Regions from separate parts of the Mus musculus genome. Here all the other regions are linked to region 3. A link is a loop called in an ENCODE intact Hi-C map of the cell type or tissue named here. Cell type or tissue: heart. All regions are shown on one strand. Links, peaks and the distances in the headings refer to the core of each region. The heading gives the core; the rest is flanking DNA.

Evidence for each region. Peaks named below come from ENCODE experiments on the same cell type or tissue, not always from the same donor. Only the 100,000 strongest peaks of a DNase experiment are listed, where the experiment ranks them.
Region 1: it touches region 3 in a loop (2.0-fold over the local background); 2 of 42 quality-filtered maps call a loop at or near these places.
Region 2: it touches region 3 in a loop (4-fold over the local background); 6 of 42 quality-filtered maps call a loop at or near these places.

What each region holds. Positions count from the first base shown.
Region 1 is chr2:4,598,341-4,605,851 of GRCm38, reverse strand. Frmd4a (FERM domain containing 4A) reads right to left here. Exons shown (of 23, transcript NM_172475.3): 19 at 4,497-4,737; 20 at 3,573-3,737; 21 at 1,601-2,475. Among named protein-coding and RNA genes, the nearest start is that of Gm13179, 7.6 kb to the right of the region's middle. In heart, for the core only: CTCF peaks have their summits at 2,135 and 4,338 (motif pointing right); DNase peaks (open chromatin) are centred at 2,181 and 4,511.
Region 2 is chr2:4,714,090-4,721,600 of GRCm38, reverse strand. Bend7 (BEN domain containing 7) reads right to left here and starts at 3,770. Exons shown (of 9, transcript NM_178663.4): 1 at 3,309-3,770; 2 at 1,037-1,120. The coding sequence starts at 3,369. In heart, for the core only: a CTCF peak has its summit at 3,906 (motif pointing left); DNase peaks (open chromatin) are centred at 3,230, 3,620 and 3,780; H3K4me3 peaks cover 2,352 bases; H3K27ac peaks cover 1,146 bases; H3K27me3 peaks cover 2,765 bases.
Region 3 is chr2:4,648,639-4,656,149 of GRCm38, reverse strand. It overlaps Prpf18 (pre-mRNA processing factor 18), which reads left to right and starts at 4,015. Exons shown (of 10, transcript NM_026045.4): 1 at 4,015-4,234. The coding sequence starts at 4,169. In heart, for the core only: a CTCF peak has its summit at 3,930 (motif pointing right); a DNase peak (open chromatin) is centred at 4,069; H3K4me3 peaks cover 1,364 bases; H3K27ac peaks cover 768 bases.

The DNA of each region.
Region 1 (7,511 bases), core at 1,316-6,315, 50 kb after region 3:
CTTGGTGACCCCAAGGCATTCCGTGGGAAATACCTTTGTTTCCCCAACTGTATTTTGTCTTAACTTTGTCCCTCCACTCTGGCCTCAGGATGGTTTCTATAACTGCATAGAATAGGAAGCCCTCATGTTTCTGTTGTAGAGACCTGAGCACAGAGGGCTGCCCTGGGGCGTTTTAGATGTGGCTTCTATGTGAGGACCATGCTGTATTGTTGGAAGGGCCTCCAGACTTTACCATCTGCTCCTTCAGTAATCCTGCAAGTGAACAGCACTTTTAACAGCTTATATGTACCATAGCGTTACTGCAAATGTGACTAGATGGAGCCAGGAGAATTTAGCACCGAGTACATCTGTCTGAGGTGCTTCGTGTGCACTTTTGGTGGTGGCAGGGTGGGTGGGGTACAATTTACTAAAATCTTAGTAATACCTTCCTGCTATTTAATAAAACAAATGCACACAAACACGGCAATTCTGAGAGAATGAACCACTCCTATCTTTTTGCCCTTGGTACTTAACCATCGGATCTGAGAGGACTAGAGCCGCTCATGACCTTCAGAGGGCACACGTTAGATGTATTCATTCTCTGAATCCTGCTGGGATGCCAGTGGGTAAGTTTACGGATAAAAGCAGAGCAGGAGAAAGGTTGTAGGACCATGGAGTTCAAGGAGGGACGCCCAGGACTGCCGGTTTGTTTGTAGTCTAATCTCTGGGGCTTGCTCAGCATGCGCCCGAGGGAAGAGAGCAGTAGGGACATGGAGGCCCAATGAGCAGCTGCTCTCCTGGGCTGAACTTCTTAGGGGCTCTCGTCTCCAGAGCCTGGCTTTTTAGTAAAATTTCACTGGTTTTCACTTTTGCCTTCATTCTTGTTTTCCTCTACCCTCCCTCGTTTCTTCTACCTACAGTAGAAGGCTGTAGTTTTGTTAATTACTCTCTGAGTGGTATGAGTTACAGATGACCACCACTGATCTAGCAAAGGTAAATGCTCAACTAACATCAGTTATGAGCATTATCATTTCATAGAGAACGTCTAGGTTCAAACCTCAGTGTGACACAGCATCAAAGACCCTGAAAGTAGCAGCAGAAAAGCCAGGAGCAGCCAGGTTACCTAAGCAGATGCAGCTCTCAGGTTCAGAGAGCAAACACTTCTTTTCCCAGGGCCTCAAGATCCAAGCCCGACCTTTCATCCCAACCTTTCTTGGCAAGGTTAGAACTTGGGACTCTAACCTACTAGAATCTTTCTTGCACCCTTGGCAGGATAAACCCTCTGACCTGACTTCACATGGCTTTCTGTCCTTAACTGGAAAAGCTAAAAGAAATGCTCACTCTACGCGAAGGAAGAGTGTTAAGGGAAGGAGGGAGGGAGGGAGAGAGGGAGGGAGGGAGGGAGGGAGGGAGGGAGGGAGGGAGGAAGGAAGGAAGGAAGGAAGGAAGGAAGGAAGGAAGGAAGGAAGGAAGGAAGGAAGACAGACCTGGGTTGGGATAAGGACCATGGCTTCCCACATTTCACAGCAAGGCCTCCAGAATAAGTGACTCCTTTTCTTGACTGTGAAGTCTAGGCAACCTTCAGCCTACCCAGGTCACCTGCCTCCCACCACCTTCTCACCTGACGTGGCCTTGCACATCTGGGGCATCCTGGTGACCCTGCTGTGCGCCACGAAGGTGCTCTGGGAAGAGGTGCTGTACTGAGAGCCGCTGTCCGAGGAGGTGGAGCTGGTGTGTGACAGACGGCTGTGCTCCTTATGCGAGGCTGTGGAGCGCTGGTACCACTGGCGCAGCTCATCAGACACGGCGGCACGGCCGGAGCCTTTGTCGTGGGCGCCGTCACGCCCCAACGAAGGAGTCCGCAGGATCTGAGACCGAGATGGTGTAAGGCGGCCTGCATCCCCCTCGTCGCCACCCCCGCGCCAGCTCTCTTTGAACAGGCCGCCAGCTGTGTAAGAGTTGGAGGTCTTAAACTGCGCTTTGACGCTGTAGTGGCCCTCCTGGTCGCTCTCCAGGCTGCGTACCACCACGGGTGTGGCACTGCCCTCGATATATAGTGGGTACTCCTTGATGCGGTACTGAGAGCTGGGCTGGCTCTGGCTGTGCAGGTACACGCCACCTCCAGTGCTTGCAGCCCCGCTGCGGGCCGCCAGGTTGGGCATGCTGCCAGAGCTGGCTGAGCCCAGGGCGCCTGCTGCCCGCTGCCTCTGCCGCTGTCGCTGCCGCGCCTTGGACGGCGAGTCCTCAGCCAGCGTTGAGTAGTTGGCGTTCATCTGTGCTGGGTAGTAGTGCTCTGAGCTCGAGTGGCTGGTGCAGGACGAGCAGTCGTCCATGGGGTCTGAGCCATTGCTGCTACGAGTCCTCGGGGTGTAGAAGTCGGGGCTTCCGGTGTCGTTCTCCGAGCCCAGGAGCTTGCCCTGGGACTCCAGGCTGGAGCTTCGATGCCTAAAGTGCAGTGCAAGGCTGTGCAGTCTCGTGGGGCTGATGTCCACTGACCTGTTGGGGAGACAGGATTGGTCTTAGAGTCCTGGATCAAAGGGTCCCACAAAAGCCACAGGCCAGGCTCAGGGCCTCTACCAATGGGAGAGCCCAGCAAGGTTGCCCCTGGAAAGCCAGGTTCTTCCCTAGGTACCAGGTGAGGAAGGGAGCTAAGAATCTCTGGAATCCACGTGGCACCTAGGGAGTGGATGAAATGTGTTGACCAATGTCTGAGGGCTTTTGCTTCTTAAGAAAATGATGCTATTGATAGAGAAGCAAATTCCTATGTTCTAAGCATTACACTAACCCCTTTAAAATAGTGATTGTAGGTAATAAAAAACAAAAAAACAAAAACAAAACTAACAACCAAAAGGTCTAACAGAGGTCCTCTCGTGATTGAACCAAAGACTCCTCTGAAATGAAAGCCAACGTACCTAAATGGCTGTTTCTTGTGAGTATTCTAAAATGGAGGGTTGGTGAAACATGGAACCCCTAAACATGAACGATACACTTATCTACCAGTAGTACCAAGACTTTGCCTCCAATCCATCAATATCAACAAGAGGAAGGTGATAGAACCCAGCAATAGGAGGTCTTATGCAAATTCCTAGCGACTCTTGGCCACATCCAGGCAGAAGTGTACTACATCACCCTCACCAGTGACCTTCTGTGATGCAGCTTTACCTCTTAGAGAAGGGATATGATTCAGGGAAGTCTATTTTTCGGTTCATTTCTTTTGGTTACTATAAATGTACACCTTGAGGCATTAAAGTGGGTCCAGAATAGATTTTAGACCTCATGAGAAAGATATATGAGGAACGGAGGGTAGAGCAAAGGTTAGCCTGGGGTGTCTATGGCTGCTGCACTCTCCCACCTTAACTGGGCTAGTTTTCCTGTTTCCACTCCTACTAGGATCCTTGTTACCTGTCTTCAGAAGGCTGGGGCTCTCTGGCCCCACAAGTCCCTGGATATGGATAGAGTTGACTATATTGAGTGTCCAGGGTAAAGTGGACCTTAGCTCCCCTGTTAACTGGGCTAGATTGGAGCCAATGATGTCTTACTACACCAGGGTCTGGCCCAGAAAGGCAGGTGGCCTAAAGGCCCAGCAGACTCACCTTGTGGAATGAACATAGTGGGGACTCCGGACGCGCAGGTCTGGGGTGGATGGCATGCTAGACTGGGAATTCCAATGTGGGAGGCTTCGGATGGGACTGTTCTGCAAGGAGCTGCTTACTCCTGCCTCGGTACAGCTTCCTGTGCTGGGGAAGCGCTTGTGGCTGCTGCAAGCGAGAAGAGGGAAGCCATGCTGATCACACGAATACCATGTGGCAGCGTTGGTAGGGGCTGACTAGCTTGGGACAGTAGATCTAATTGCAGGGAGAGCTTGCCCGGGACTCCAGCTCTCACTATCCCACCTCCCCCCCTCCACTCCTCGAAGTTAAGCACAGGGTGACTATTCTCTGGAGCCTTCATCCTTAACAAGCATTGTTTTACAAGATACAGTACCTGCTAGGGTACCCTCTGGAGCTAATTAAGGAACATGAGGAAAACAGAAGCGGGCCTAAATGTCTTCCAGATAATCCTCTCTACGACGTTGATATTAACCAAGCAATGAGCTGATAATGTGTGCAGCTTGCATTTCAGCTGCTTGGCTCCAGAACTCTGCGGGAAGATCGTATAGGGTTCTATACCACCCTGAGGATCCTCAGATCCGGCTCTCCTTTGCCATTCTGGAATGCTGCTGGCTACAATTTCCTAATTAATTCCTGTGAAATGTAACAGCATTAAATCCATCTGCCAACAGGTTGACTATGAGCCAAACCCTTTCCTCCCCTCTTCCCCCCTCCCTACCTTCAGATGACAAATCTGTACTTCTGGGGGTTTGCCAGCAGAGGGCTTTGTGCGCAAAGCTGAACTGTGAGTTCCAGGAAGGAAAAGAGTATCCTTTGGCAATATTTGTAGGTTCTAATGTGGGGCAAGCCTTTGATTCTGTTTGAGCATATCCGGGGACCTCATTTGGGTGTCCCAATGTAGCTCACCTGGAATGGCCGTGGGAGGAGCGTTTCTTCACCTTCTCATAAGGCTCATCTAAAGATGACTCGCTCCACATTTTGGGCTTTAAGGGTGACTTGTCATAGTCGGTACGGTGATAGTGCAGCTGCCTGAGTCCCTCCAGGGACTGTGGGGGAGGAGGCCTGTTGTGTGATGAAGGTGGCCGAGGAGGGAGTCCCTTGTGTGGCGACTGTAAGGGGGATATTGTGCTGGTAACCTGAGAGTCTTCTGCATGGACAGGAGGAGGAAGAACTCATCAGAGACATTATTTCCACAAGAGATGGAGCCTTTGCCCAAACACACCATGTCAGTGCCTTGGAGCTACACTTCACATATGTGCCAGGGCTCTGTGACCCTCCCACACTGGGGTCAATCCAGGTCAAGGCAGAGCCCAGACTGCAGGCTTAACTGAATGTGAAGGGCACCGCTGTCACGTCTGGTTAAGTGCGAATAAAGTCTGAGTTGGATTTGGTGTCACCAACAAGTGATTGCTTCATATTAATCAGGCAAATGAAGTATTACGTTCTAACTTTTCCTTTTTAAATTTGGTGCTAAGAAATGAGCCCAGGGCCTCAGACATGCTAAGCGAGTGCTCTATCATGGAGCTATGCCATGACGTATGTTTGGAGAGACACTAAACAGATCTCCTTTGCTCTGGGGGGAGGGGAGTTAACCTTCTTGAGGATTTTATCTGCTCTGTTAATCCCTGTGTCCTCAGGGTTAAAATGACAGCTGGCATTCAGTAGGTACTCAATAAATATTTGTTGGAGGAAAAACCTGAATTGGAAGTATATCTGTGAGGTATGATTAAGTGCTGACAGATCCGCCTTCTACCATCCATGCTTCCCTCACAAGCTTCTTAAATTTCCTATAATCTATCCTGGCATATTTAATCTGTGATGTCGGAGTGGAGCCCAGAGCCTCTTGTGAGGCTCTCCACTGAGCTATAGCCTCAGCTCGGCTCAAGGTGTTTTAGAGGAAGAGGGTCCCAGTCCTTTGGGACCCTGATGGCCCAGGGTTACAGAGGAAGAAGGGTCCAGGGAGCCTCAAACCTGGATACCTCAAAGGTAGGCCAGCAGGGGTTGGCTATCTCCCCAGTCTCAACCTGGAGCCATAAAGCCAGCTCCGGCCACAACAACCCTAGTAAGAATTTATTATCCTGACAGTTATCAGCCTTCACTCCTTGTTTGACCTTATAAGTCCCCCTCCCCCAACACCTGAGTATATAAATGAAGCATCTTCTAACACCCCTGTCCTGGTCACTGGTACAGGCCACACAGACCTCACCCCAGAGACCCTGGCTACCTCCCCAGAGGCATAAGTAGCCACCCCACCCCCATAAACCTCACGGTTCTCTTCCAGAATGTGATCATTGCCAGCACTGCACTCACCTCCACCAGGCTAAGCTTCCCTCCCCCAGTCCAGCTAGTGCACAAGCAATATGCCCTGCCCCTATCCCCCAAGTACCCAGCAGCACAGTCAAAATAGTACCCTACCTCCACCATCTCTGGAGTGCAATTTCGCACATCTGTATGCTGGATGGCTTCCAAAGGAAGCAAACCCATTTAGCCAAAGAAGGCAGATGTCTCATAAGGCACAGTGACTCTTGCCTGTAATTCTAGCCCTTGGTAGACAGAGTCAGGCAGATCGGCAGTTCAAGGCCAACTTCTGTTATACAGTGGGTTTAATACCATACTGAGTTCCTTGGGACCTGGTCCAATCATAAACATCAATCCTCAACCAAGCCCCAGAGGCGCTATCTGGAAGCAATGAACTATGGGGCAGAGAAGGACAGAAACTGAGTAGAAATCTAGAGGTGAGGGGCTAGGTGTAGTAGCAGGTTCTTCTACACAGCGGAGGAGAGGGCAGAGAGACAAGGGGAGGGAGGAGAAATTCGGAGCGTGCCTAGATAGTGTGGGACCTTGAATTCCAGACAGGGAGTTGAGATTTGACCTGAAAGCTACAAGAAAACTTTCTTAACATAAGCATAGATGTGCCAGGGTGAAAATCCTGTTTTAGAACTGTTATTCTTGCAGTTTTGACCCTGGGAAAATCAACAACAGACAGGAGGAGGGTTTAATGAAGAGATTTGGTGGTAGGTGGCTTTGGGAAGAGAGGAAATGCCCAGTGTTCACAGGGAGGGGGAGGAGGGCTAGAGGGAAATTTCACCACCAACCACTCATGGAATCCTACATCCATTTTCAACTTTTCGGATTTTCATAGCTTAATTCTCAGTCACCAAAATTCAAAGGTCAGATATATATGTTCTGGTCTATGCCTGCTACTCCTTCAAATCAGACAGGAGGAGTCTCTAGGAGGTGAGAGGAGAACCGCAAGTAGGAACACAGGACATTGGAGGAGGCACTCCTAGCTCTCAGGAGGTCGGAGGCCCAGGACGTTGGGCAAAACTGTTATCATGATGTCTCAAAACTAGCTAATGACTACATATAACCCTGGGAACTCCTAGTACAAGGGGACACCACTAGCTTGTTCCTTCCTTGGCAGACCAGGGTGACATTGATCAATGCTAGGCCAGGGAGGGCCTCATATTCCAAACAGGCCTCTGTGTTCTCATGGAACACCACGGCCTCCCCACCCACTTAATGCAGCAGACAGTCAAACTCAACAATCTGATTTCTAATAGCAAGGGCAAGACAACTGGGTAGCTATTCCCTAGGTTTTCCCACATCAAGAGCAATTATTATTATTACGGCAATTATCATTATTACTGTGACTTGGGTAGGCCTTTCATGTTTTCTGTCTGAATAGCCACTTACCACTGGGTGCCTGAGGTTTTCCTAGAGGGCAAAAATAATTAACTACCAGGTAATAGATTTCCATATAATTAGTGTTCTCCTTGTCCAATGTATTGGTTTAGCAACCATAGGGAGAGCTTCAGAAATGTCTAAGTCTCGACCGCCTGCTTCTGTAGGGGTGGGAGGGGCTTCCAACTCCTTTTCTAAGACCGACCAAGAAAATATCCCTTGGCAGTTGCCAGGTTT
Region 2 (7,511 bases), core at 1,316-6,315, 65 kb before region 3:
TCCCACAGGCTCTCTCCTTCCTGGTTCTGCAGTACCTGGCCCTCGCCCTACTACCTGAGGTGGTAGAGAGTCCAGGATGGGCAAAGTTGAAAGCAAACACCACCATCTACCTTGCACTTTGCCTTGATAAACACTTTCAGAGGAAGCATCCTGGACAGTTTGATTTTGGGCTCAAAGGCTACAGATAACAAACGTGAGATGCTTCGTGGACACGCCTCATGCCTAAGCTATACAAATACAGGCATCGGGGCACACTTTTGGCTACCTAAATATCTGTGGGCACTTGTCATAAGGTGTGGAGGATGCTGCCTTTGCTCCCTCTGTCCCCGAGGTAGGTAAGCCAGGAAGGGTGGTGACAGGAGAAAAGTCATCTTTTCTCTCTGACCACAAATGTTAGTGAAAAAGACACAGCCAGGAAGTGCAAAGCTGTTGAGTAGTAAGAGGCACTATCAAGAGGTGGCAAGGCAGACAATCACTTTTGTTCTCTTTACGCTGCTTGGACTACAGATTTAATTTAACTGTGCCACGGCAGGATTAGCAACCAGGCCATAGAGGTGAAAGGACATTTTAATAAGACAGCACATCCATCCTCTATCCCACCCAAGGCAGAAGCAAAACCAAACAAATAGCAGCTTCCTGGAAATTGAATTTCTGTTATCCAGATGTCAAAGATGTAATACCCCAATTACACAAACTATTGCCAGTGAAGCATGCCAGAGAATATGCAATGTAAATGGGGTGAGCGCCGAGTGGCGAAACTGCGTAGTCAGCATCTGGCTCTGTGACTGAGTGATAATTAGCACTGTGTGTAGACACTAATAAACATTTATGTCTGAAATTACAACTTTTAGCAATGTTAATAAGGGATATATTGGCAATCTGTAAAATAAAAGGTCTTGAAAAGAATGTCATGCATTAAGCAATGGCAGACATTTCCCGTTCTTCCATAATCTCTCCCACCACCACCCTGCCCCTGAAATTGCAAATGGCCACGCCACGCTGTTTTGCTGAGAAATTAATTGACATAAGAACCTACCTAAGTAAATGGGTTGTGTCTCTTTGGTCTCCCCATTAACATCATTGCTGAATTCTGAGATTTTATACACCTCATGGTGATAATCTGGCATGAGAAAATAACCGAAAATTAGTATTTTAATGACTTCAACAAATAGGAATAAGCACCTAAAGACTCCCATCCCAGATGTATAATCTACAAGTATACTTTCAAGAACTCTCACAGAATCGGAGTCAATACTAATCACCAAACGTTACTTACTGTGAAGTACAGGAACCTGAAATACCACTGCGCCTTACAAAACAGATATGCTTGGCTACAGCAAGTATATTTGTAAAAATAAAATAAAATAAATAAAAAAGAAAGAAAAGAAAAAAAAATCTTGCCAAATCACAGGCCAATGGAGTTTCTCAAACGTATTTCCACTACCATTTCTGTGAGCATATCAATAGCATGTTTCGGAACTGCCTCTCTACTGGGTTTACCCAGAAAATCTCAGCTTAAAAGTAAGGATGCATTTTTTTTTTAAGATATTGATGTGTTATTTTTTTAAAGGTATACTTTGAAAAGAAGCAAGTCTTTTACCTTTCACATAAGTGAATCTTTTGCAATTACTGCCCTTACTGAAGATGCAATAGTTTATCTTCCAAAAAAAAAATTGAAAAGCAGCTGCACAGCAGAATCACTCACCATTAAAAAAGAAGGAAAAACTTACTATGTTAATCAAAATTTCAAATATAACATCTTGGGATCTCGTGTGGAAGCTACAGCATTTTGATAATGTAGCTCTTTACAAACCAGGACCACCCAGGTATGAAAATAGAGGTCCCTTCTCAACAGCTGTCCAAGGTTTGGGTGGGCTTGTTTGTTTGTTGTTTGCCTTAGCTGTCACAGGACAACATGACAAAACTACCCTCTCTCTTAAGATAGAGTAGTCAGTTTCCTGGGGTCATAAATAAGAAAGCAGCCTCCATTCCTGAACGAAGCACGTTGTATCAACAGGGCCATCACACTCAGAGAGACTTCCAGAGTAGTCAACATCCTGGTTGGGGAGGTGGAGGCCGAGAAGGAGTAGCCAAATATTTTGAATGCATGCACTACACTATTTCAGGCCTCTATCGTTAAACAGTACAAAGCTAAATTAGGGGAAACACAGATGAGCAGATTTGCAAAAATGTCTATAATTAAACCGTTTCCAGACTAACCAAAAGTGAGCTTTATAAAATCCTCATGTCTGCTTAGCTGAGTTCAGAAAAACTCCATCCCTTGCAATCACCCTCCCAATAGTCACCTGTTCACATGTGACTTTTGCTGGGGCCCTTGGAACAATCATGTGGCTCTTTCCTCAGATGCTAGCGGTAGATAAAAACCACCTAGGGAAAGTGGAGCGCTTCTCTGATTTGGCTTTGACCCAAGTTAATGCAAAGATATTTAAAGAGTGTGGGCTCATATTAGAACTTGTACCATTACCTCTGGGGAGGTTGGGGGGGGGGTATCACCATTCTCGATTATTAAGGTGATACATTTTGACAGGTGTTTCTTGTCCGAGTTGGCACCATTTTTTAAAGACTCAAATCAGGAAGATGGACTCGAACAAGAAACAGAACCCAGAGGAGATACTACTCAACTTTCTCCTCCCCGGACAAAATAAACGCCTATAAAGAGTGTGCTGTACACCTGTTAGTCGGCAGGACCAAGCTGGATTTTTCTTTATTTCTTGTGATGCGACACTTGTCTGACTGGTATACGAGATAATCTTAAAACTACCTTTCCACCCAAATCACTCAACTGGAAAAGATGCTGTATGTCAACAATTTCTGCCTTGAGCTTCGATTCCCTAATGAGCTGATTCTTCTTAAAAAGAACAATGATCATCTTTTTCTCTCCTCCTTCTCTTTGCGTGGGGGAAGGAAAAAAAAAACGAAAACAAAAACAAATCCCAGTCTATTCTCGGCCTGCCGGCCAGGCAAACCCTCAGCCACCCCAGCCCAGCGGCCGCCGTGGCGGCGGCACCCCAGAGTGGGCTCGGCTCCCCGGTGTCATTGTTTGCTAATTTCCTGACGTGCCCTCCGACTTGTTTACCTTCAATAACACCCGGTGGGTCCCCCTCAGGCACAACTTTCCCCGCGGCGGGGCGTGTGCGGCCCGCGGGGGGCCCGGGTTCGGGCGGGGACGAGGGGGTCGGGGCGGGCGCGCCCCCGGCGTGGAGCCCGCGGGCGGCCGGGGCGCGCGGGGCCGAGTGCGCGGAGCGCGGCGCCGGCTTCCCGCCGCTGTCCCCGGGCCGGCAGCTTACCTCGGCTCACCAGTTTGAAGCTCTGGGATTTCCTGCTTCTTTTCCTCTCCGAGAACTCCATGGTGCGGGCAAGGTGGCGGCGCGGCAGGAGACTGAGGCGGCGGCTGAGGCGGGCTCGTGTCACCGCCGCGGAGCCGCCGGGACCAAGGTCCGCGTCGCGATCGGCGGGGGAGGCCGAGGGACGGGAGGAACCACCGCGAGCCCGGCCGGGGGTTGCGCGCCCGGGGCGAAGTTGTCCCCGCGCGCGGCTCCGCCTCCCCGGTGTCTTAGGCGACCCCTCGGTGCCCCTTCATGCCGCCTCGCTCTTTCCCGAACGCAGCCCGCCGCAGCCCAACTTTCCGTTGGGAGCGGGGCCGGGCTGGGGCGCGGAGCTGTGGGGTGCTCGCCGCGGCCCGCCTGGGCTCAGCCTGCGGACGCGGCCCGGGGGACGCGGCGAGCCGAGGGAGGGCGGCGGCGGCGGGTGCGGAGCGGCGGCCGGGGCGCTGACCTCCCCCGCGGGAGTAGGGGCCGCGCCGTCGAAGGGGGCGGCGCCGCCGGGACCCCGGGACCACCTGCTGGCGGAGCCCGGCCGCCGCCATCCCCCGGGGGCCGCCGCCACTGCTGGACTCGGCCGTGCGGCGACCCGGCATGGGCCGGAGGCCGCGCGGTTCAGCGTCCGGAGCGGCCCGGGCCCGTGGAGCTGCCCCCCCGGACGGACGCCGCGCTCTGCCCGGCCTCCCTCTGCGGCTCCCGGAGGCGAACCTGCCTTTAGAAATAAGCCAGGGATCGTGGCTCCTTGGCGGCCAGCCCTCGCTCTGTCTGAGAGGCGGGCGGTGCCAGGGCCAGACGCGGATTTTAGGCAACTTTTAAGAGGGGGTGAAGAACTTACCCATCCGCGCTCTTGGAGCAAACAGAGAGAAATTTGAGCATGTACTGCTGAGAAGACTATGGGATGGAGCGAACATCAATTCTTATCCCCACCCTGGGGACTGTAGGGGAAGTTATATGCAAAGGGGGTGCTTGGAATGGTGTTTTGGGGAGAGGAATACTAGAGGTGAGGAGTGCAAGGGGGTGCAGGCTCTTAGGGAAACAGTGGTCATAGCAGGTGCATAGACTCTGCCACTTGACGCAGAAATACCAAAATAATTGCCGTCCGCCAATGGCCATTGGGAGTTTTATGTAATCTTTTTCTCTGGGGAGCCAAGTGTGCACTTACTGTAGGCGCCATTTCTTACCACATGTTTTAAGTGGGAATAGAAAAGATTTTTTACATCACCTGGGAATGGTAGTGTGGAAACATGATCTGACACGCTTAAAAGTACGGCCTCCAAATCTACGGTTTCTAGACCAAAGTACAAAGGGGAAGAAGGGATGGGCTGCTGCTCCAACACCTTAGGAAGGTCAGGTTGCTCCAAAGAATGCAGAGAAAAGGGGGGAGGGGGCTGGGGTGGGCTGTCTTGATGAATGATTGAGGTTAGTTGCACTCAAATGGACAGCCGTTCAAAAGCCACTCTGATAGAACCTTGACGTTAGAAGCAGGGTGACTACCAAGGAGCAAGCAGTGCAAACATGCCTGGGAAATAAAACCAAAGAACCGGTGAGCAGCAAGCCAGCTGGAGACAACAGGATAGACACGGGTGTGGATAGACACGGGTGTGGACACCCGGCAGTGTGGACACCCGGCTGGCCGCAGGGAGACCAAGCGCTTCATCCAGCTCTAAAGCAAATCACTTTAAGAGGGGATTCATTTTTTTTTTCCTACTTCTTTGAGATTATGTTAGAGGCTGAGTCCTTTTCCCAGAAAAGTGTATGGAAGAAATGAAATTGTATTTGGTGAAGTTCTTTGATCTCTTTAGAGTTAAAAGATGCAGTGAAGGGTTCAGTATGATAGTGGTTTGGGCAATAATCCCACTTGTTTCTTCCCCCACCTCCATTCAAAACCAGAATTTTATAAACCTGAAGGTGTCTGGGATGTTTCTAAAGTAAGAAAACATTCTACACCCCATTCTGGGGCCGTGAGAGATAGAGATAGAGATAGAGGGAGGGAGAGAGAGAGAGATCCCTTGTCAAATTTTATTCCAATAGTCACAGGCTGAGTACTACGCTAATTGAATAATGCAGAGTAGTCTCGCCTTGGAGCATAAAGTAAGCTTTTATTGTGCTTAAACTATGATGAAATCATTGAAGGTATCACCCCAAGAAGTACATCCCTAGGAAAGATATCATTCACTTTAAGTTCAAGCAGGAATGTGACTTCTACCTGCTGAAGGGAATATCCTCTATGTAGTTAAGGGGATATTTTAAGAGACTACCTAAAATTAATAGTAACTATGTCTTTGCCCTTTTGACTGAGCTCTTCAAAGATGGTCCATGAGTATCCACTCATGGTGTGTAAAGACTATGAAACAGCCTGTTCTATTGCTTTCTAGGGGATATCAACTAGTTTTATTTACTTTCTACTTGGTACACACCACTGTGGCTTTATCCAACAAATTTATGGATCTACAGTTAGTATTAAGTAATATCAAGCTGGAATTGCCTTGACTGGGTATGTATCTGTAATAGGTTGTGTAGGTTAACTTAGCAAAATATCACAGACTGCCTGACTTAAGAAATTTGCTTTCCTATCACTGCAAGGAGTCCAAGATCAAGGTCTGATACAGTCTGTCTCTGGGGAGGGAGGGATCTTTCCCTTGCTTGTAAACTGCTGCCTGTTGCCTGAGCATTCACAATTGGTATTTAAAAATGTTTTAGATTTATTATTTTATTAGTTTATGTTTATGTGTTTCACCCGAATGTGTGTATGAGCACCATGTGTGTGCCTGGTGCTCACAGAAGTCAGAAGAGGGCATTAGATCAGAACTGGATATGCAATGGCTGTGAGCCTCCACGTGGGGTGGGTGCTGGGAAGCAAACTTGGGTCTTCTGCATGAGCAACAAGTGCTCTCAGTTGCTGAGCTGGTTCCCCCGCACACTGACCTCCAACCTCCAGTTCCTCTTATAAGACTACACAATTTATGGACAAGAGCCTGCCCTTTTGGCTTCTTTTAACCTTAATTACTGTCGATTAGGACCTCATCTCCATATCCAGTCATTCAAGGTCGGGGCTTCAGCATAGAGATGTCGAGGGTCAGCACTGTTGGTTTGTTTGGATATAGTGTCTGGGTTGAGGTGTCCTAGCAAACTCTTTAGATCTAGCTCTGCTCAGTACTTACAGGTTCTCAGAAACTTCAGAACCACAGGTTTACATGTTCTGGAGCTCGGGGTAAGTCTGGGCAAATATTCCATGACATCATGCAGGCCAAACATCTTATTATATGGCCATTCCAAAACCAGGTTGATTATAAAGATTAAGCATAGGTTTTAATCTTTGACAAAGACAGGTAATTTGGCCAGAAAACATTAAATAACCGTAACATAAATCTTAAAATTCTCTGGAAACTATGTCGTAAGAGAAATAAATAGTATTATGAAAATTCCCATCTTTATTTAGCTCTCCCATTTCCCAAAAGAAATATAACATGAGCCATATGAATAATTTGGACTTTTGTATTAACATTAAAGAACAATCAAATTAAGTTCATTTCATAAATACATTTTGTTTAACTGAAACCATTAAACCATTGTCATTTGGACACGTAGCAGAATGTTCTTGAGATGTTTTATATTCTGTTTGTACAAAGTTTTGAAACTGGTGTGTGAGGTGTATTTTGCAGTTGGAGAACAAATCCATTCAAACTACCTACATTCCAGGTGCTCTATGGCGACCATACTGGGCAGCTTGTAAATAGAGAAACTTCAGGATTTGAGCCAGTTGTGTATATAATTGTGACTACAACATATTACCTTTTAACCCTCAAACAGAAAGAAAGGTAAAACAGCATCATCAATCTTAAGCTACTCATACCTCTGGATTCTCTGGAACTGAAAGTGTAGTCATTCCCCAAGGGCTCCCTTACCTTAGCAGTCCCCGTAGCTTTCAGTTGGAGGATAGTCACTCGTCCTGAGGCTCATAGACAGCACAGATAACTACACAGTGGCCCTCCTTAGTCCATCCTTCAGCCTCACACAGGTTCACATTCTAGTTTACTTTCAGTGAGAGAAATTTAAAACAATGGAGAAAGTGTAAGAGATTATATCAGTCAAGTGGGTTTTGTTTTTTTTTTTTTTTTTTTGGAACTTTATTTAAAAGTGTCACCTTATGTTTACATTCCTTTAGGAGCT
Region 3 (7,511 bases), core at 1,190-6,189:
CTGACTCACAGAGTCCTTTAGCGATCTCTGTGGGTTGCTGTCAGCCAGTCTGCTTTTAGCCTGCCAATGACATGGCTGCCTACCATTCTCAAACTCACATGTTTATGTCCTGTGTCTTGGCGAGACTTATGCCATTCCAGTTTCAGTTTCTCAAGGAAGGGAGAAGGGTCTCTGACTGGATTGGATTTTGTATCTGCCCACAGTTACATTTAACAAATCATCCATGTAAATGTGGCTGGACCCAAAGGGAGCCTGCCTACTTCCCATCAGATCCTCAGAAATCTCATTGGAGAAGAGATAGGCATCCTAATATGACACCCATGACAATGATGCAAATAGATAGACACATAGACACATGCCTCCTATTGTCCTCTGACTCTTGATATGACACAGCCTGTGTTTCTGATTTACCCCTTTCCTACAGTGAGATTCTGTGATAATAGACCATCAGGTCTCAAAATGCTCCATAGTCAGCAGCAGCAGCTGCCTCACTTGGAAATTCTGGGATGTGGGAACCAGCAACTTTATCATTAAAATCAACCAACAGACTCTTCTGAGGCTAAAGATTGAGACCCACTATGTATGGTTATCTCTCTTCTTTTTTTTATTCATTAGGATTACAACAAAATAAATTCAGGTTACCTTGATAACATTTGGTATTGCCCTCCAGTCTCCAGAACTGACAGATAATGTTTTAGGATGCATTACTCCTCCAAAGGGATAATCTTATAATCTGTGTATTGATTTACATTTCTTCATCTTTCAGAAGATGACTGCTTTTAACTTCTGTGAATACTGTGTCTCAGATACACCACCAATCATATAATTTAATACTAGTTAAGCTTTTGGGGGACAACCCTGTGCCTCCCGAGCTCACTGATCCCATAGGAACCCTGCTCTGGAGCTTGGTTTGAGCCAGCACTTAAAGGACTGAAGAGGTCATGTCAGACGCTGGAGTGTTCAAGTGGATGATCATGAGAACTTTAAATATTATTCCCCTTAACCTTTGCATTCTTGTCTTAGTTAGGGTTTTACTGCTGTGAACAGGTACCATGACCAAGGCAACTCTTATGAAGGACAGCATTTCACTGGGGCTGGCTTACAGGTTCAGAGGTTCAGTCCGTTATCATCAAGCATGGTAGCATCCAGGCAGGCGTGGCGCAGGCAGAGCTGAGAGGTCTACATCTTCATCTGAAGGCTGCCAGAAGACTGGCTTCCAGGCAGCTAGGGTGAGGGTCTTATACCCCCCCCCCACAGTGACACACCTACTCCAACAAGGCCATGCCTTCTCCAACAGGGTCACAACTTCTCATAGTTCCACTCCCAAGCATATACAAACCGTTACACTTGTATAGGAGTCATTTAAGATTTATCATGTTTAATTTCAAGAGTAGATAAGTAGGTCTAGACTATTAAAAGTTTCAGTGATATAAAATATGAAATGACTGATAACTGAATTTTTTTTCCAAATCATGGACTTTGAATCAAAATCTGGGCTAAAGAAGACACTAATATTTACCAGTGGGTCTGTGTCTATTTAACAACTTCATTTTGGTCTATTTCCTTGTAGTAAGTTCTTTGTTTCTATGTTTTAATTATACAATAGATATTATTGCTGTATTTACTTACATTTAAAGATATTTATTTGTGTGTTTGTGAAAGGGCAAGTGTGTGCCATGGTGTGTGTGTGTGTGTGTGTGTGTGTGTGTGTGTGTGTGGTGGTCAGAGCATGGCTCTCTAGAGTAGGTTCTCCTCTGTCACGTTCTAGGGTTCAGAGCCTGGTCATTTGGCCCATGCACAAGCGCACCCACCTACTGAGCCCTTTGTTGGCCTTGCACGCTATACTTATGCATTCATTATTTTACTTTTAAAAGAAAGCCTATTATAAACATTGCTATTGTTGAGAATTTTTTTTCAAATGTAGTTTCGTGCTATTCAGTTGTATGTATGACCTATAATTTAGCTATTCCTCAATTTAGGACCTTTGATTTATAGCTAATATCTCACTCTTAAATAATATTTGTGATGAAATGGTGTACACATTTTCTGGATAGCAGGATTGATCTGTTTTAAACTCTGCTGGTCCTCTTCCCCACTGTGCCCCTCTTCTGTAGTTTAAATTGCTCATCCATTTGCTCCCTCGGGTATTCGTCTTTTTCGTTCTTTGATCTGAGACCCTCATCATGATTTAATGCGCTTTGCATAAACATAGAAGTCAAAGATGGGAATTGAAGAGGAGATAGCCTTTTCTGAGTTTACCCTGATAGTGTCCCATCTGGTTCTCTGTGAACTGTATAAGCTATGCCAACACTTCAGGTTTGGGGGTCATCATCTCTAGTTCCTAAATCAGAAGGATGTGGGTAAATGGTTTGACCCTGGTAACAACTATTCACATAAGAATGTCAGCATGCTTCATCCAAGGACAGAAGTTAGGCATCTTTTACTTTTTAAAAAAGTTACCACATTTAGTCATTTATTCTTCAGTTGCATGTGTGAACGTGTGTGCGTATACGTGTGTGTATGTGGTGGTGTGGTTGTGAACGTGCGTGTGTATACGTGTGTGTATGTGGTGGTGTGGTTGTGAACGTGCGTGTGTATACGTGTGTGTATGTGGTGGTGTGGTTGTGAACGTGCGTGTGTATACGTGTGTGTATGTGGTGGTGTGGTTGTGAACGTGCGTGTGTATACGTGTGTGTATGTGGTGGTGTGGTTGTGAACGTGCGTGTGTATACGTGTGTGTATGTGGTGGTGTGGTTGTGGTTAGAGGATGACTTTGAGAATCTACTTTTTCTTTCCACCATGTGGGTTCCCAGGGACTGCACTCAGGTCATCAGTCTTGGCAGCAACTATTTTTAGCTGTTCAGCCATCTTTTTGGTCCTCAGATATCTTTTAGATGAAATATCCTATTTCACACACAGACACACACACACAGTATAAAACTTTCTTTTCTTTTTTAAATTTGTTTATTTATTATATGTAAGTACACTGTAGTTGTCTTCAGACACCCCAGAAGAGGGCATCAGATCTCATTACAGATGGTTGTGAGCCACCATGTGGTTGCTGGGATTTGAACTCAGGACCTTTAGAAGAGCAGTCAGTGCTCTTAACCGCTGAGCCATCTCACCAGCCCCAGTATAAAACTTTCTAATGAGCAATCCTTTCAGTTTTTATTTTGATAAACCATCTTACCTACACTTGAGTTTGAATTGAATGTTATTTCACTACTTCTAGAATAGAAAAATGTAACATAAAATATTGTTGAATTATGACAACTAAAAACAAAGATGCTTTCATGGCATGGAACCAAGAATAGATATGTTATAAATGGTTCTAAGATTAAAAAAAACAAAACAAAACCAAAACTCTGCCAAGTATGGAGGTCCACTCTGCGGTTGGGGCAGGAGGATTACTTTGATAGCAAGAGTTTGAGACCTGCCCAGGCAACACAGTGAGTGCCTGAATCACAATAAAAATAAAAACAAATCAAAGTAGAATTTCAACATATTTTTTCTTGGGCTAGGTTATAAGAAAGAATGATTATATTCCCAATCATCATTGAAAATCTTCATTGCTGATTGCATAACCAGAAAACACAATAAATTTACAGGGTGTTGAATAGGCAATTAATAAACACTGCCATTTTAAAACTTGTATTATTTATGTATTTCTCATTCTCTAGTATGTTAGCACTCTTGGCAAATAAGTAAATTGAGGAACTATGAAGCAAACTTTAGGAGTATACAAGCTGGTTCAATCGGGCACAATAACCATTTAAAGAGACAAACAGTTGTTTTTTTTTTTTTTTTGAGACAACTCAGAAATCTGCCTGCCTCTGCCTCCCAAGTGCTGGGATTAAAGGCCTGTGCTACCTTTGCCCGGCCTTTTGTTCTTTTCTACCTGTTACTGAAATCACAAGTGTGTATCTGGAGGGTTCCGCTAGGGGGCAACAATACTCAGCGGTTTTGGCCGCGTTCGCGCCGAGGGGCGCTCCCTACCTTCCTTTCGTTCATCCTGATTTCCGCCGGAAGCGGCTCCGGCAGTTGTTGTTTTCCGATAATTGGGCTCTGGTTGCTTCGTGGTTTGTCCTCTTCCCCCTCCCCTGGCGGGTGAGGTTACCGCCGAGGAGCTGGGGAGTCAAAGTGAAGACACTTAGACCCTGGGAGCGAGATGGACATCCTGAAATCCGAGATTCTGCGGAAGCGGCAGCTGGTGGAGGACAGGAACCTGCTGGTGGTGAGTCCCGGAGCTGTGGTTCGGGCTTGAGGGTGGTGGACTGTGCTTGCGGTGTTGGCGGGAGGGTGATGGTCCTGAGAGGGTCTGGGGCGGGCACGGGGCTGACAGATCCGCCACTGTCCCGGGCAAGCTGCTGGCCCAGGGCTTAGCAAGGGGCAGAGTATGGATGTCAAGCCTAGTCTGGCTCACTTCGGCGGCGCTTGCTGTCCTAACCAGTATCCGCCGCAGGCAGAGTGATAAAACAGCATACTAGTCATTGTCAATTCCAAAGCATGTTGCAGAGTTAGTCGGCTTTATTCCTAAGCGATCTGGCACACGCCATAGAGTGCAGAGTTTGTTCCTCTTTGTGTGCGTGTGTGTAAAAATCTTGTTTATTAGTCAGTGACTTTTGACAAGTGCAAACACCTGTGTAACCCATTCTCCATGAGGAGATAAAATAGCAATGTCCACTTTCCAGTCCCTGCGTGGATTACCCACCGAAGCAACTTATTTATACCTCAGTTTTGCCTGCTCTAGAATGTCACATCAATAGGATGTACATTTTCATATGGAGCTTCGTTTGATTAGAATGTTCGGGGTATTACTTTGCTGTGTGTGTGTATGTATGTGTGTGTGTGTGTGTGTGTGTGTATGTATGTATGTATTAATTTTCTGAAATTGTATTCTGTTGTCTGAGTAGATCTGGTTACCCATTCTCCTAGGGATGAGTGTTTGAGCTGTTTCTCAGAATTGGTTGAGCAGATTCTGAGCCCTATCCCTTTGGAACCGCAGGGTTACAGAGTACATGCATGCCTAAGTCATTCAAAATGTTGCACATCTATGAGCTATGTCAGAGGCTGGCTAGTCTGCACTGTTGCCCGCGGTTTATGTTGCCTGTCTTTTTGGTGGAGAGGTTTCTGTATGGTTCTAAATCTCATCTTCTTGATAATTTAAGTAATTCATGTGTGACTTTTTTTTTTTTAGATACTTACATATTTTTTTGTGAAGTGTTAAAACTGCTTGCAAACTTAAATTAGGCTAGTTATTAGTTCTCCGGACTTTAAATTAGGTTAGTTATTCTCCATACTTTAAATTACGTTCGTTATTAATTCTCTGGACTCCTTTATGTATCCCACCATCTTCTTTGATAAGTATGTTTTCTGGATATCAATAATAGTGCCTTTTGAGGAATAAAAGCTCTGTGTGTGTGTGTGTGTGTGTTTATATTTATGGATTGGGGGAGAGCATGGCAGGGACCCTTGGGCTTGTCAATGACAAGACAATCAGTATAGATTAGAAACAACTACATAGGGTTTGCATGGGGATGGTGAGGAACCAGAGAGATGAACAGAGATGCTAGTTAAAGCTCTAGGAGACAAAGTTTGGGAAAGGTCACAATCCTCCAGATGGAATCTGAGGAATGGTGTGTGTGTGTTTGTGTTTGTGTGTGTGTGTGTGTGTGTGTGTGTTCATGTCTCCAGCAGCACAGAGCCAGTGGTGAGGCCTCTATTGTGTGTGTGTGTGTGTGTGTGTGTGTGTTCATGTCTCCAGCAGCACAGAGCCAGTGGTGAGGCCTCTATTACAGTTAGGCACTGGAACCCTACACACTATTTCAGCTATACCCAGAAATACTCTCCCAGGCCCAGCATGTTGACCGAAGGCCTCAACTTCTGACTGACCTCTGCTCTGGTTCCCAGTCATCTTCTCACTCTAGTGCTGACTGCAAGTCCCTTCCTCTCCCAGTATAGCATGTCAGATGCTGGTAGACCTGGACCTGCGTAGCCCCAGCCAGGATAATATTAGCCAGTTACTCCTTTGTTCTCTATATAGCCTGTTAGGTGCTGGTGGGCCCAGCCAGGATGGCCTCAGCCAACTATTGGTGCTTGGTCTCCTCCTGTCCTGTACAAGACACTGCTGAATGCCCAGAGCTGCAGGGACTAGGGAACCATGGGATTGCAGCTGGTCTCCAAGGTTCTCCCTGTGGTCTTTAGCCTTCTCCAAGCAGTTTGTGAAAGCATCTAGGCCCCTTCTTCTTTGATTTCTGAGACTTCCTTCCAGACTTCCCCGCAGCTGGTCCATGAGTGTGCCTTACATCTTCTGCGGCATCTCAGGCTGTGACTGATACAAGTATTGAAACTGTTGATGAATCTTGTAGCTGCTGGTGGCAGCTTCTGAAAAAACAGTTCATCATGGTGTCCAGGGTGAACCTGGAGGCTGCTGTGTGAGCTTGTAGATCCTCTGGTCCTGTAGACCTTTCCCACAGCCACTGCCCAATTAGCATTGCTCAGTTCAGCCATTTTGAAATCACCACCAGCTTTTGATTTTTTTTTTTTTTTTAATAGAGCACAGTTGGTTTTTTTCTTCACCCTGCTCCTCCCTCTCCCTTTCTTTCAGTACTTACTATGTACTCCTACTGTGTCATCCAGGTTGGCTTGGGACTACAGCGGTGTATCTAGCGTCAGTGTGTGAAGGGTTTTTTTGTTTGTTTTGTTTTTGTTTTTGTTTGGTTTGGTTTTCGAGACAGGGTTTCTCTGTATAGCTCTGTATGTCCTAGAACTCACTTTGTAGACCAGGCTGGCCTCGAACTCAGAAATCCTCCTGCCTCTGCCTCCCAAGTGTTGGGATTAAAGGCATGCACCACCACTACCCAGCATGTGAAGTTTTGTTTTGTTTTAAAGATTTTATTATTGTAAGTAAGTACACTGTAGCTGACTTCAGACACACCAGAAGAGGGTGTCAGATCTCATTACCGGTGGTTGTGAGCCGCCACGTGGTTGCTAGGATTTGAACTCAGGACCCTCAGAAGAGCAGTCAGTGCTCTTACCTGCTGAGCCATCTCGCCAGCCCACATGTGAAGTTTTTAATGATTATCATTTTCTGTGTTTTCTGATTGGGAGATTAAAACAGTGTAACGAGTTGGAAAGCAGTTGAGCAACGTCTTAAAATTAGGCGGCTGTTTGGCCTGCGGGCTGGCCATTCTTCCTGCCGGAGACGTTTGAGCATATTGTAGTGGCACTGTCTTCTACGGGCTCACGGGCGTTTATGAAATACTGGGCATCTTAAGGATGTTTGGAATCAGATGTTCATTTGCCCCAAAGGAGGAGCTATAAAATAACAGAACCCAGAATTGCTATGCTAGGGTTGCTAAGATTCCAAATGATGAGACCTCACACGTTCCTTTGGAATGCTCCTATTGATGAGATTTCCAGAACTATCTGCCACAGTTTCTGTTTTGATTTGGAGAAAACAACAAAAAGAGATCTCTGTGTGGTTCAAAGTAAATCTGTCTGTAGAAATG